Linked DNA regions of Mus musculus: region 2 is linked to region 1. A link is a contact called in ENCODE POLR2A ChIA-PET data. All regions are on one chromosome and are shown on one strand. The core of a region is the stretch at or near the end of the contact, and the rest is flanking DNA. Distances in the headings are between cores, read along the strand shown.

Region 1 (5,421 bases), core at 2,266-4,765:
ATAGGTTTTCTCTGTGTAGCCCTGGCTGTCCTGGAACTCACTTTGTAGACCAGGCTGGCCTCGAACTCAGAAATCCTCCTGCCCCTGCCTCCCAAGTGCTGGGATTAAAGGAGTGTGCCCCACCAGTGCTTTTGCTCAGCAACAAGCACTTGGCACTGTACCCAGGATTCCTTCATTTTTCCCAAGGCCCACACATGGGAGTGCTTCCAGGTTAGGTCTCATGGTCCTTTTCCTGTTTGCCCTTTCCTACAGGTCCCCAGTTCCCTGGAGGGCAGTGAAGGGGATGGAGACACTGACTGAAACTGTAGATCCTGCCACTGCTGTGTGTGCTGAGGCTGGAATCTCTGCACCTGCCTGTCACTCAGGACGGGGGGGAGCCAAGAATTCGGGGGCTGGCTTGTGGATGTAGCCTGGCTTCATAACCTCAGGATATTAAATTCTCATCCCAGGAATCAGCTGCCGACTTTAGCCCATGCATCGTGTGTATACACCTTAGCATGAAAGGGCACTTTTTAAAAAAAGTGATTTTTTTTTTCCTATTAAATATGTTTTGCTTAGTGAATTATTCTTTGCCTATTTTCCTTTTCTGGCTGTGAGATGAGTGCAACACTGCTGTGTTCGGGATAGCTGAGGGGTAGGCACAGAAGGTCAGCACGGGGTGTGGTTGGCTGGGCAGGCAGTAGATGTAGCCACTAGCAGTCTGCTCCCGGCTGCTGCTGATACTCTCTTCCTTCCATCCGGACCTGTCCTTTGAGACCATCCCGGTTTTCTCTGAAGTGGCTACACTGGTGATTTCATGCTGCCTATTCTTGGGAGACCTCAAGGGGGACCGTGCGTCAGCAGCCCCCACCTTTATGCCCTAGTATTCTTCACCTCCTTCTGGGTCTCCTTTTTTTTTTTTTTTTTTTTTTTTGGTTTTTCGAGACAGGGTTTCTCTGTATGGCCCTGGCTGTCCTGGAACTTACTTTGTAGGCCAGGCTGGCCTCGAACTTAGAAATCCGCCTGCCTCTGCCTCCCGAGTGCTGGGATTAAAGGCGTGCGCCACCACGCCCGGCACTGGGTCTCCTTTCTTATGTGCTAACCATGTATCCCTCATCCCTGGACAGCCACGGCCACTTACTCAGCACTAGGTTTGGAATGCCCTTTCAGTCCACAGTGTACTCCTCCCAGACCTCTCTCGCCTTTTATGGGTGAAGGCATTCTCAGATCTCTAGCATAGTCAGTGTTATGGGGCCCTTAGACCTACACAGATGGCTTCATCCCATGACCTGCATTTTTGGTTTGTTCGGAATGGCGAGCAAGCAGTTTTAGAGGAGTAACAGCTCCGTGAGGCAGGGAGGGGTCATGTCCTCAAAATGGGTATTCCTTTTTTTTTTTTTTTTTTGCAGAGAAGTTGGGTTTGCTTTCCAGCAGCAATATAGTGGCTCCATACAATCTGTAACTCCAGTTCCAGATGATCCAACAGGCTGCATTCAGGCAGGCAAAACACTTATAGACAATTTATTTTGGCGGTTAGTGGGATGGCTTAGCAGTTACAAGTGCCTGCTGGTCTTACAGAGGGCCCAAGTTCAGTTCTCAACACCCGTGCTGTGCAGGTTATACCCACCTATAATTCTAGCTCTAGAGGACTCAGCCCTCTTTTCTGGCCTCTGAGGACACTCGTTCATGTATGCATATCCCACACTTAGACACACGTGCACACTCCTAATTAAACAAATAAAATCTTTTTTAAAAAAGTATGTGTGTGAGTGTGTGTACATGTAAGCTCCCTAATGTGGGTGCTAGGAACCTCATTTTTTTTTTTTGCAAAAGCAGCAGTGCTCAGAAACCCTTGTAAGTTTCTAAAAATTATAATGTGTGTGTGTGTTTGTGTGTATGTCATGTGTATGTGTGTGTGTCATGTGTATATGTGAATGCCTGTGGAAGCCAGAAGAGGTTGTCAGATCTGGAGCTAATTACAAATGGTTGTGAACCACCTGATGTGGGTTCCGAGAACTGAATTCAGGTCCTCTCATGGCTAAGCCAACTTTCCAGTTATCCTGGACTTTTTTTTTTTTTTTTAAAGATTTGTTTATTTCATGTATATGAGTACACTGTAGCTATCTTCAGACACACCAGAAGAGCATTGGGTCACATTACAGATGGTTGTGAGCCACCCTGTGGTTGCTGGGAATTAAACTCAGGACCTCTGGAGGAGCAGTCCGTGCTCTTAACTGCTGATCCATTTCACCAACCCCTATCTTGAGCTTTTAAAAAGATCCTTTATTTTAGAGTTTCATGCATGTATGTTTTGGTCATATCCACCTTCTCTTCATTTCCCCTTATTCCCTACAACTTCCACTGGCTCCTTCCTAACACATTTCCCTCCTGTTTTTTATTTTGAGATGGGGTCTCATGTATTCCAGGACAGCCTCAAACATGATGAATGGATGAAGCCAGCATGAACCCCAGATCTTGCTGCTTCAGCCTCAAGTTCTGGGATTATAGCAGTGGTTCTCAAACATTCTGATGCTGTGACTCTTTAATACAGCTCCTTATGTTGTGGTGACCCCCAACCATATTTCATTGGTACTTCATAACTGTAATTTTGCTACTGCTATAAGTTGTAATGGAAATAAATATCTGACATGCCGGATATCTTATATGTGACCCATAGGCTGAGATCCACTGAATTACAAGCTTGTGCCACGAAGCTCAGTTAATTTCTTCCTTTTTTTTATAGTGTTTTTAAAATTATAATCTTTTGTTGGGCAGTGGTGGTGCATGCCTTTATTTAATCCCAGCATTTGGGAGGCAGAGGCAGGTGGATTTCTGAGTTTGAGGCCAGCCTGGTCTGCAGAGTGAGTTCCAGGACAGCTAGGGCTGCACCGAGAAACCCTGTCTCAAAACAAAACAAAACAACAAAACAAAACAACAACAACAAAAAATATATATATAAAATCTTTTTCAAACTCGTACTACAATCTTACCTCCTCTTGGGTCGTGGTTTCTTTTGCATTTCTGTGATGTCTAATGATGCTGGATGTATTTTCAGACTTCTGCTCACTGCGCCTCAGGCGCCTTTTTGTTCATAGGGCTAGTCCCCTATTTCCCACGGAGGCGGAGCACACCCAGAGGATGCGATCAGGTCCGCTCGAGCTTTCCTAAACAGCCTCCCCCGCTGGAGCGAGTCGCCAGGTGGCGTAACTGAGTGAAACTCGGGGTCCGCCCCCAACTGACGAGGCCACGCCCCTTCCCGAGTCTACCGGAACTTCCCCGAGGCCTGAGGCTCCGCCTTGTACCCATGAGGCCACGCCCCAGCCCGCGTGCACCGCCTCAGCCCCCCCAGCCCTTCCCTGCGCGTGCGCCGACTCCCCTCGTCCTGTCCGAAGCGGTCCCGCCTCGTACGGATGAGGCCTTTCGGAGGCGGCCCTGAGGTGGCTCTCCGCTCTCCAAACTCCGCCCAACGCACCTCCTGCATACAGCTCCGCCCCTAACCGCCTGCTTAAGAAGCCGCTTCGGTCCTGCCTCCGCCGTCAGCAGCGCCTCAGCTTCAGGCGACCCCGCGCGGCTGCGAGCGGCCCTACAGGATAGGTACCGTTAGTCCCTCGCCGCGCGCCGTAGCACCGGCGCTGCTACTTCCTGTGCCCGTGGACCCGGATGTGCCGAGCGGCTGCGGCGCGCTCGAGCCTCCCGGCTGTCCTGACGCGGCGGAGCGCGGCTTTTGCTCGCGGTGCAAGCGAACGGGATAGCGTCAGCGGGTGAGAGGCGGGACGGTGGGTGGTAGGCGGCAACGGCGGCGTGCCGAGCGGTTGTGTTTAGCGGTGCTGCTGCTGCTGGCGTCGCGGCGGGCCCAGGCCGCGGCGGCGCTTTGTCGTGGGCGGGCGGGGCCGAGGGGCCGGGCGGCGCTGAGAGGGGACCGGTCGGTGGCTCGGCGCGTGGTCCGGCCTCAGCAAGGCCCTTCTCTGGTCAGCGCTCTCGAGTGCGCCGTTCTTTCTGGGCAGGCGCGCGGCCGTTTCCGAGCGCTCGGGAAGGCGGGGCTCTTAACGCCCGCGGCACCGTTGGTCCGCGGCGCGCGGGGCTTCCTTTCGCGACGTAGAGCCTTGAGCGGAGACAGAGCGGGAAGGACGCCGGGGATCTGGCAGAGCTCCCCGGGCCGGGGCTCGGAGGTGTACCATCAGCCGCCGAGCCGCTGTCTCCGCAGGTCTGTCCCTAGGTCCAGTATCCTGGAGCACCGCGACTTGGAATTGGGGGTTGCGCTCATCCCTGGCACTTGTCACTTGTGCTCTCGATTATACGTGTGGCAAAAACGGTCCTTGTTTTGTTTCGGTTTTGGTTTTGTTTCGCTTTTCCATTTTAAGTCAGGGTCTTACCCTGGAGCCTTGGCTGGCCTTTTAACTCGCCATTTAGACCAGGCTGGCCTTGAGCTCACGAAGATCCGCGATTCTTGTACCTGGGTGTGTGTGTGTGTGTGTGTGTGTGTGTGTGTGTGTGAGAGAGAGAGAGAGAGAAAATGAATGAATGAATATGAATTATACAATTTGGATGGCCACAAGGCAAACCACATGTTAACTTTAAATCTTCTTTTTACGTATTTAGGTTTTCTGAGACAAAAAGTCTCATGGAAGTCCGAATCAGCCTGGACTAGACTCATTAAGTAGTCCAAGCTGGTCTGTAATTCTTAGCAATCCAGATGCCTCCACCTTGATACTGGGTTTGCAGGTGTGAGACATCATGCCTGGCTGTTTTTATTTACTTGCCATTGAGAGGAATCTTTGTGTCCCAGGCTGGCCTCAGATCCTGGCCTCAGGTTATCTTCCTACCTCAGTCTCTTGCGTATCTGGGAGTGCTGGTTCCTGCTGCAGTGCCCAGCCCCCTCTAACCCCCTTAATTTATTTATATATTTTAAAAAACCCAAAAAAACAAAAAACACATGGTCTCACTGAGTAGTTCTGGCTGTCCTGAAACAGGCTGACCTCGAACTCAAAAGAGATCTACCTGCCTCTGCCACCTGAGTACTAAAGGATTGAAGGTCTACTCCACATCTTCCTCCCCACCAAATGTTTAAAATCTCAAGATAGCCTAATATCGAAAGTGTCATTATTTCCTTTTATTGTATTCTTCTAACTTTAAAAAAACGTTTGGCATTATCTAATGAAACTGTTTTAAGTTGTGTAGGTACCATGATCATCCAACAGTACAATAACTGCCTCATAATGTTGTTGATACTGTTGTCCCTGTGAGGCATTTACTGGTGTTTTGGCTTCTGTGTTGGGTTGCTCTTTGTGGCCCACTCAAGGTCATAACATAGCATTCCTCAGAATGGCTGTCTGTTGTTTTCTGGCCACCTTATTTACAACTACATAGTAACCTTTCCTTGGGTTAATCTTCCCCTCCAGTTAACTCTTTCAGCTCTCAGCTGCCTTGTATTCCTGGGTGGGA
Region 2 (5,715 bases), core at 1,508-4,007, 110 kb before region 1:
TGTTTTGTTGTTATTGTTTTAAAGACAGGTCTCACTATGTAGGCCAGGCCGCCCTCAAATCCTCTTACCCCCACCCTCCCAAATACAGGGATTAAAGGCGAGTACCACCACACTCACAGGGAATAAAGCTTTTTTATTTTTTTTATATGTTTTTAAGGTTGGTTTGGGAGTTTTGGTGGTGGTGGTGGTGGTGGTGGTGGTGGTGGTGGTGGTGGTGGTTGGTTGGTATTTTTTTGAGATAGGATCTCTCTGTGTAACAACAGTCCTGCTGTCTTGGAACTCTATGTAGACCAGACTAGCCTTAAACTCATAAAGATCTGCCTGCCTCTTCCTCCTGAATGCTGGGACTAAAGGTGTGTGCCACCACTGCCCGGCTTTCTCACTAAACCCAAAGCCCACTGTTTTGGACAGGCCAGCTGGCCAGTGAGCACCAGGGATCCACCTACCTCCACCTCCACATTCCCAGCTCTGGGGTTACAGGTCCCCGCCACCTGGCCCAGCCTCAGGTGGGAGCAGCGGAATGGAGCTCCTCTGCTTGCATAGAAAGCACTTTACCCACTGAGCCATTTCCTCAACCCCTAAAGACAATTTAAAAAAGAAAGAGAAAAGAAAATATCCCAAGTTATAAAACAACGCACCTGGAGATGACACCCTTGACCTTATGTTTTTCTCCTCCAGACTCAATCTCACCTCTCATGGTCTTTCTTCTTCTTCTTTTTTTTTTTTTTTCCCCAAGACCAGGCTGGCCACGAACTCAGAAATCCGCCTGCCTCTGCCTCCCAAGTGCTGGGATTAAAGGCGTGCGCCACCACTGCCAGGCTCACGGTCCTTTCTTATACTTGAATTCTCTATTTACTGAAAGACCCTACTGAAGTGAAATCAATTAAATGAAATTCAACAACATGAAGGGGAAAAAATCCATAACCTCAAACAATTGTATTGGGAAAAAAAAACATACAAAAGAGCAACTGCCAACTTTCTTGAATAAATAATAATCCAGATTTGCATGATGGAAATGTAAATATTAGAGACGAGATGACTCGGGGGTCAAAGCACTAGCTGCTCTTGCAAAGGGCCAGGGTTCAGCTCTCAGCAACCATTTCGAGGCTCATAACCATATGTAACTCCAGATGGGATCCGATGTCCTTTTCACCTCTGCTACACGCACATCCATGTAAACAAAACACTCATTTACATAAAAATACTTTTAAATTTTTAAGGGAAAATGTAACTGTTTACCTCGAAAAACAAAATACTAGAATAATAATGTTCTTAAATGAAGATAAGGAAATAGTACATTTTTAAAATTCAGATTTAATTATTTTATTTTATTTTATTGTGTGTGTATGTGTGTGTGTGTGTGTGTGTGTGTGTGTGTGTGTGTGTGTGTGCTTTTTTGCACCTGGCAGGGAGGTCAAAGGACAACTTGCCAGAGTCCAGTCTATCCTACTGTGTGAGTCCCAGGAATCCAACCCGGGTGCTCAGGCATGGTAGCAGACCCCTTTACCCACTGAGACGTCTATCTATCTCCCTGACCCTCAGAATTTAATCGATATACAGAGCTGACCCTTTATACCCTGCCAGGATACTAGCTGACCCTAATCAACATATACCTTGTTCTTTTTTACTAAAGTACACTGGGAATATCACATTATAAATAGCGACAAAAGTTAACCCGGGTGCTGAGAAAAATCATATGAAGTTAAGACTGACAGATGTTTATCTCAAATGACATCTTAAGTGTCTCAAGGGCTCCTAAATTGCAACCCCAGGATCATTCAGTCCTACAAATACATACTGAACATCTACTACATACTAGGTACCATGCAGGGAAAGTTGTCTGCTTATGGGACACTTTACAGCTCGCCAGACACCGCCCCCCATCCCACCCCCAGTCACAGCTTTGAAAACTTGCTAAAAATTCAAATTTTCCTTCTCTGCCTTGGGAAACCACTTTGTGCGTGTGTCTCTTGGTGCAGTATGTGGCTCCAGATTATTACTTTATACCCCGGCTAGTTAGTGGCTTGAAAACACACCACAGAGTAGAGGGAGAAAGACTACACTACTCCAGCCAGGAAAAAGTCCATTTTGCTCAGCATCCCTCACTCTGAGAGACACACCCAAACACTTGGAAGCCCAGGTAGACCTAAAGCTCTCCAGTACCTGCTTGTGGTGAGACACCAACAACCTTGTAGCCTTCTAGGGACCAAAAGCCCACTCCCTAGCAACCACACCTGGGATGGGGACCCCCGAGCCTCCCAGCCGCCCCGGTGGACTCGGATGCCCCCGCCCCGCACCCCAGCCCCGTCCCGCTCCGAGGGGGCGGGGTCGAGGAAGAGGAGGTGCGGGAGATTAGGTGCCCAGTGCATTCCAAGCACACAGCCGTGGAAACTGAGGCAGGCAGGCAGATGATGCACAGGGTCTGCCTAATGATTCGCTGCGGGGCTCGAACCCTGACGAGCGGAGGGGCCTCCGCCTGCAGGTCATCGTCGGCCGCCGAGGCCCGGCCCGGCTCGCACCGACAGAGTTTCACAAAGAAAGTCTCCCGGCCCGCGCCCCGCTCACACTCACCGGCGCCGGCGGAGACTCCGGCTCCCGCCGCCTGCGGCTCCGCGCCGAGGCCGGCTCGGGCGCCAGAGGCGGCGGCTGTTCCATCCCCGCGGGGCCCGTCGGCGTCTGCCTAGAGCTAACGGTCCCGCCAGCTAGGCGCGCGCACCGCTCCCGCGCGCCATGTTCCTGCCGTGCCGCGCGCCGCCGAGCGCCCCCGCCCTCACCGCGCACGCGCCCGCGCGCCCGCCGAGACAGCTCGCACCGCGCAAGTGCGTTCCCGGCCTGAGCCCTCCCGGAGCTGTTCGCTCGCTGTTCCCGGCTCTGCGCGGCCCCCCGCCGCACTGCGGACCACCCGGAGGGCACCACGCGGGGCCCGGCCCGTGAAGGCGCCAGAGTAGAGTGACTCGGCGAACGCTGGCCTCCTTGGCCTGTGTCGGCGCCCTCCCTTATCTAGCTAGGATCGAATCTTCAGAAACCCACCTCCTGCATCCAAGGATGCTGTCCTTACTGAGTGGCTCTCTGGAAGGTCAGACCTTGTGTTTCGAGCAGTTAAGAACCGAGGGATCCCTGGAAAAAGTGCAGCGCCTCGTCTCCTTAAAAACTGTGAACTTGGAGCTGGAGAGATGGCTCAGCGGTTAAAAGCACTGGTTGCTCTTCTAGAGAACCAGGATTCAATTCCCATCACCCATATGACAACACACAATTGCAACTCCAGTTTCAGGGAATCTGACAGCCTCACACCCATATGTATGCAGACAAAACACCAATGCACATTACATTAAAAAAAAAAAAAAAAAAAAAAAACTAGCACTCGGGAGGCAGAGGCAGGCGGATTTCTGGCTACCTCAAAGCGTGCACTACTGCCTCGTTACTCTTGGAACTTTTACATACTTGTTTGTTCCTCTCATCTTTATCATACACAGTGATGAGAACTTAACCTAGTAAACAAAAAAGAATATTCCTGATGATTTTTTCTTTTGTTTTGTTTGAGACAGGGTTTCTCTGTGTAGCCCTGGCTGTCCTAGAACTCACTCTGTAGACCAGGCTGGCCTCGAACTCAGAAATCCGCCTGCCTCTGCCTCCCGAGTGCTGGGTTTAAAGGCCTGCACCACCACTGATCATGTAACTGAGTCCTGAACATTCCTGATCATGTAACAGAGTCCGGGAAAGGTCTCTCTCACCTTCAGGCATACCTTTCTGCCTTGGATCTTGTCTACCTGGATCAAATATGACATGAGTCTTCAGTCTGTGATTCTTGTGCAGTCTTTCCACAGAGGGACTATGATGGTTTGTATATTCTTGGGCCAGGGAGTGGCACCATTTGGAGGTGTGACCTGGTTGGAACAGATGTGGCCTGGTTGGAGTAGGTGTGTCACTGTGGGTATGAGTTTAAGATCCTCACCCTAGTTGCCTGAAAGTCAGTCTTCCACTAGCAGCCTTTGGATGAAGACATAGAACTCTCAGCTCTGCCTGTGCCATGCCTGCCTGGATTCTGCTGTGCTCCCTCTTTGATGATAATGGACTGAAGCACTGAACCTGTAAGCCAGCCCCAATTAAATGTTGTTTTTCATAAGCGTTGCCTTGGTCACGGTGTCTGTTCACAGCAATAAAACCCTAAGACAGGAACCAATCTACTGAAGAAAAGGGTTCCCAGAGTCTGTTAGAGGGGCTCTTCCTGGTGCATATTAGCATATCAAAGTACATGCTAGCCCCTAGGCGCTCTCAGTTTAACAATTACTCTTGGCTCTTCTAGGCTAACAATGGGCTCTTCTTGGCTCTTCTCACCAGGCCCCCTACCTTAAACTTCTCCAGCTCTAGGACTTCCTTTCCCCTAGCTTCTCATTCCTCCAGAATCCTGCCATGCAGTCTTGGCACCCACTCTTTTGTCCTCCTTACCTTCATTGCATTAAATACTCAAGCCAACTCATTTCCCATTTGTCCTCTGCACTGGACCAGCGGAACCTCAGAACGGCCTCCCAAGGGAGTGAGCCTACCAACAGCCATTCACAGGAACAACTGTTTGCTCATGAATGTCCTCTCCTGGTGGAGTTTCTGAAGCAAAGTGCTCAATGTAGCTTAGCCAATAAGCTACAATGTGAGCAGTCATCAATTAGCAAAGTTACAATGGGTCAGAAACAAACAAACAAGCAAACTAAAGTTGCTATTAGAATTGTCCTGCAGGTGTTCCTGTGAACTCCTGAAACAAATTCCACTTTTTATGAGGTAAAGTGCAGGCCACAAACAATGTTTCCATTTCTAAGCATCAAAGGATTGTCACAACAGCCAGCCTTAGGGTATGTAAGAAGTCTTTGTTACTTTTGGCAGTTCAGGGTTCATAGTGATGTAAAGAGGCCAGAAGACACAGAGCTTAAGAGCACCTGTTGCTTTTGCTGAGAACTTGGGTTCAGATCCCAGATGATTCACAATTATCTATTTGTACTCCGGTTCCAGAGGCACCAGTACCCTCTTTCTTCCCTGTACATACAGGTAGGCAATACTCACCTACATAAAATAAGTCTTAAAAAACTTCTTCTCTCCCCTTCTCCTCCTCCTTCTTCTAATTTTATGTGAATGGTGTTTTTTGATGTCTGTCTATGCACCACCTGCATGCACAGTGCCCACAGAAGCCAGAGGGTATTGAGGCCCTAGAACTCCCAGCCGACCATGGGGTTACCAGGGGAACCCATATATCATACACTCTGTGTGCATTATTGGAACTACTAAATATATATATTTTTTCTGATTCCAAATTGAATTAAAAAGAAAAAAAGGATAGGGGAACCTAAACCACAAGCAGTGCCTGTTGGCATCCAAAGACCAGTTTTGCAGACCCACTCCAAACTCAGGATGTCACACATAGGTGTCACCTGTTGCTATAGCTACCACATACCTTCCCAGAGCCCTGCTTCCCACACTCACCTGGGTACCCCCTTTCGCTTTTTTTCTTTTCCCCTTTGTCTTTCTCTCTCTCCCCTCTCTGTCCCCAGTAAAACCTCTTACACATGGAACTGCTTTGGCCTGGTAAGCAATGTCAGACACTAGCTGCTATTCTAACACATCAGTACCCAAATCCCTTTGCCCCCATCAGGGCTGCGAGAGAAGCAGGTAGCTTCACCAAGGCCATGGCTCCCTCATTCCTGGACAAGGTAGCTAGGACAAGGGCAG

The links. ChIA-PET counts read pairs that join two places held with the same protein, here RNA polymerase II (POLR2A).
Region 2: POLR2A ChIA-PET joins it to region 1 with 14 read pairs in embryonic stem cell. The contact joins the promoter of Ttc28 here to the promoter of Ep400 in region 1. POLR2A ChIA-PET finds 5 or more read pairs at or near these places in 3 of 5 experiments (Patski and embryonic stem cell).

The regions. Positions count from the first base shown.
Region 1 is chr5:110,768,811-110,774,231 of GRCm38, reverse strand. Ep400 (E1A binding protein p400) reads left to right here and starts at 3,515. Exons shown (of 52, transcript NM_029337.2): 1 at 3,515-3,740. Gm15559 (predicted gene 15559) reads right to left here and starts at 3,283. Exons shown (of 2, transcript NR_152254.1): 1 at 2,970-3,283. It overlaps Pus1 (pseudouridine synthase 1), which reads left to right. Exons shown (of 6, transcript NM_019700.4): 6 at 253-565. The coding sequence ends at 300.
Region 2 is chr5:110,876,845-110,882,559 of GRCm38, reverse strand. It overlaps Ttc28 (tetratricopeptide repeat domain 28), which reads right to left and starts at 2,757. Exons shown (of 23, transcript NM_001267622.1): 1 at 2,572-2,757. The coding sequence starts at 2,655.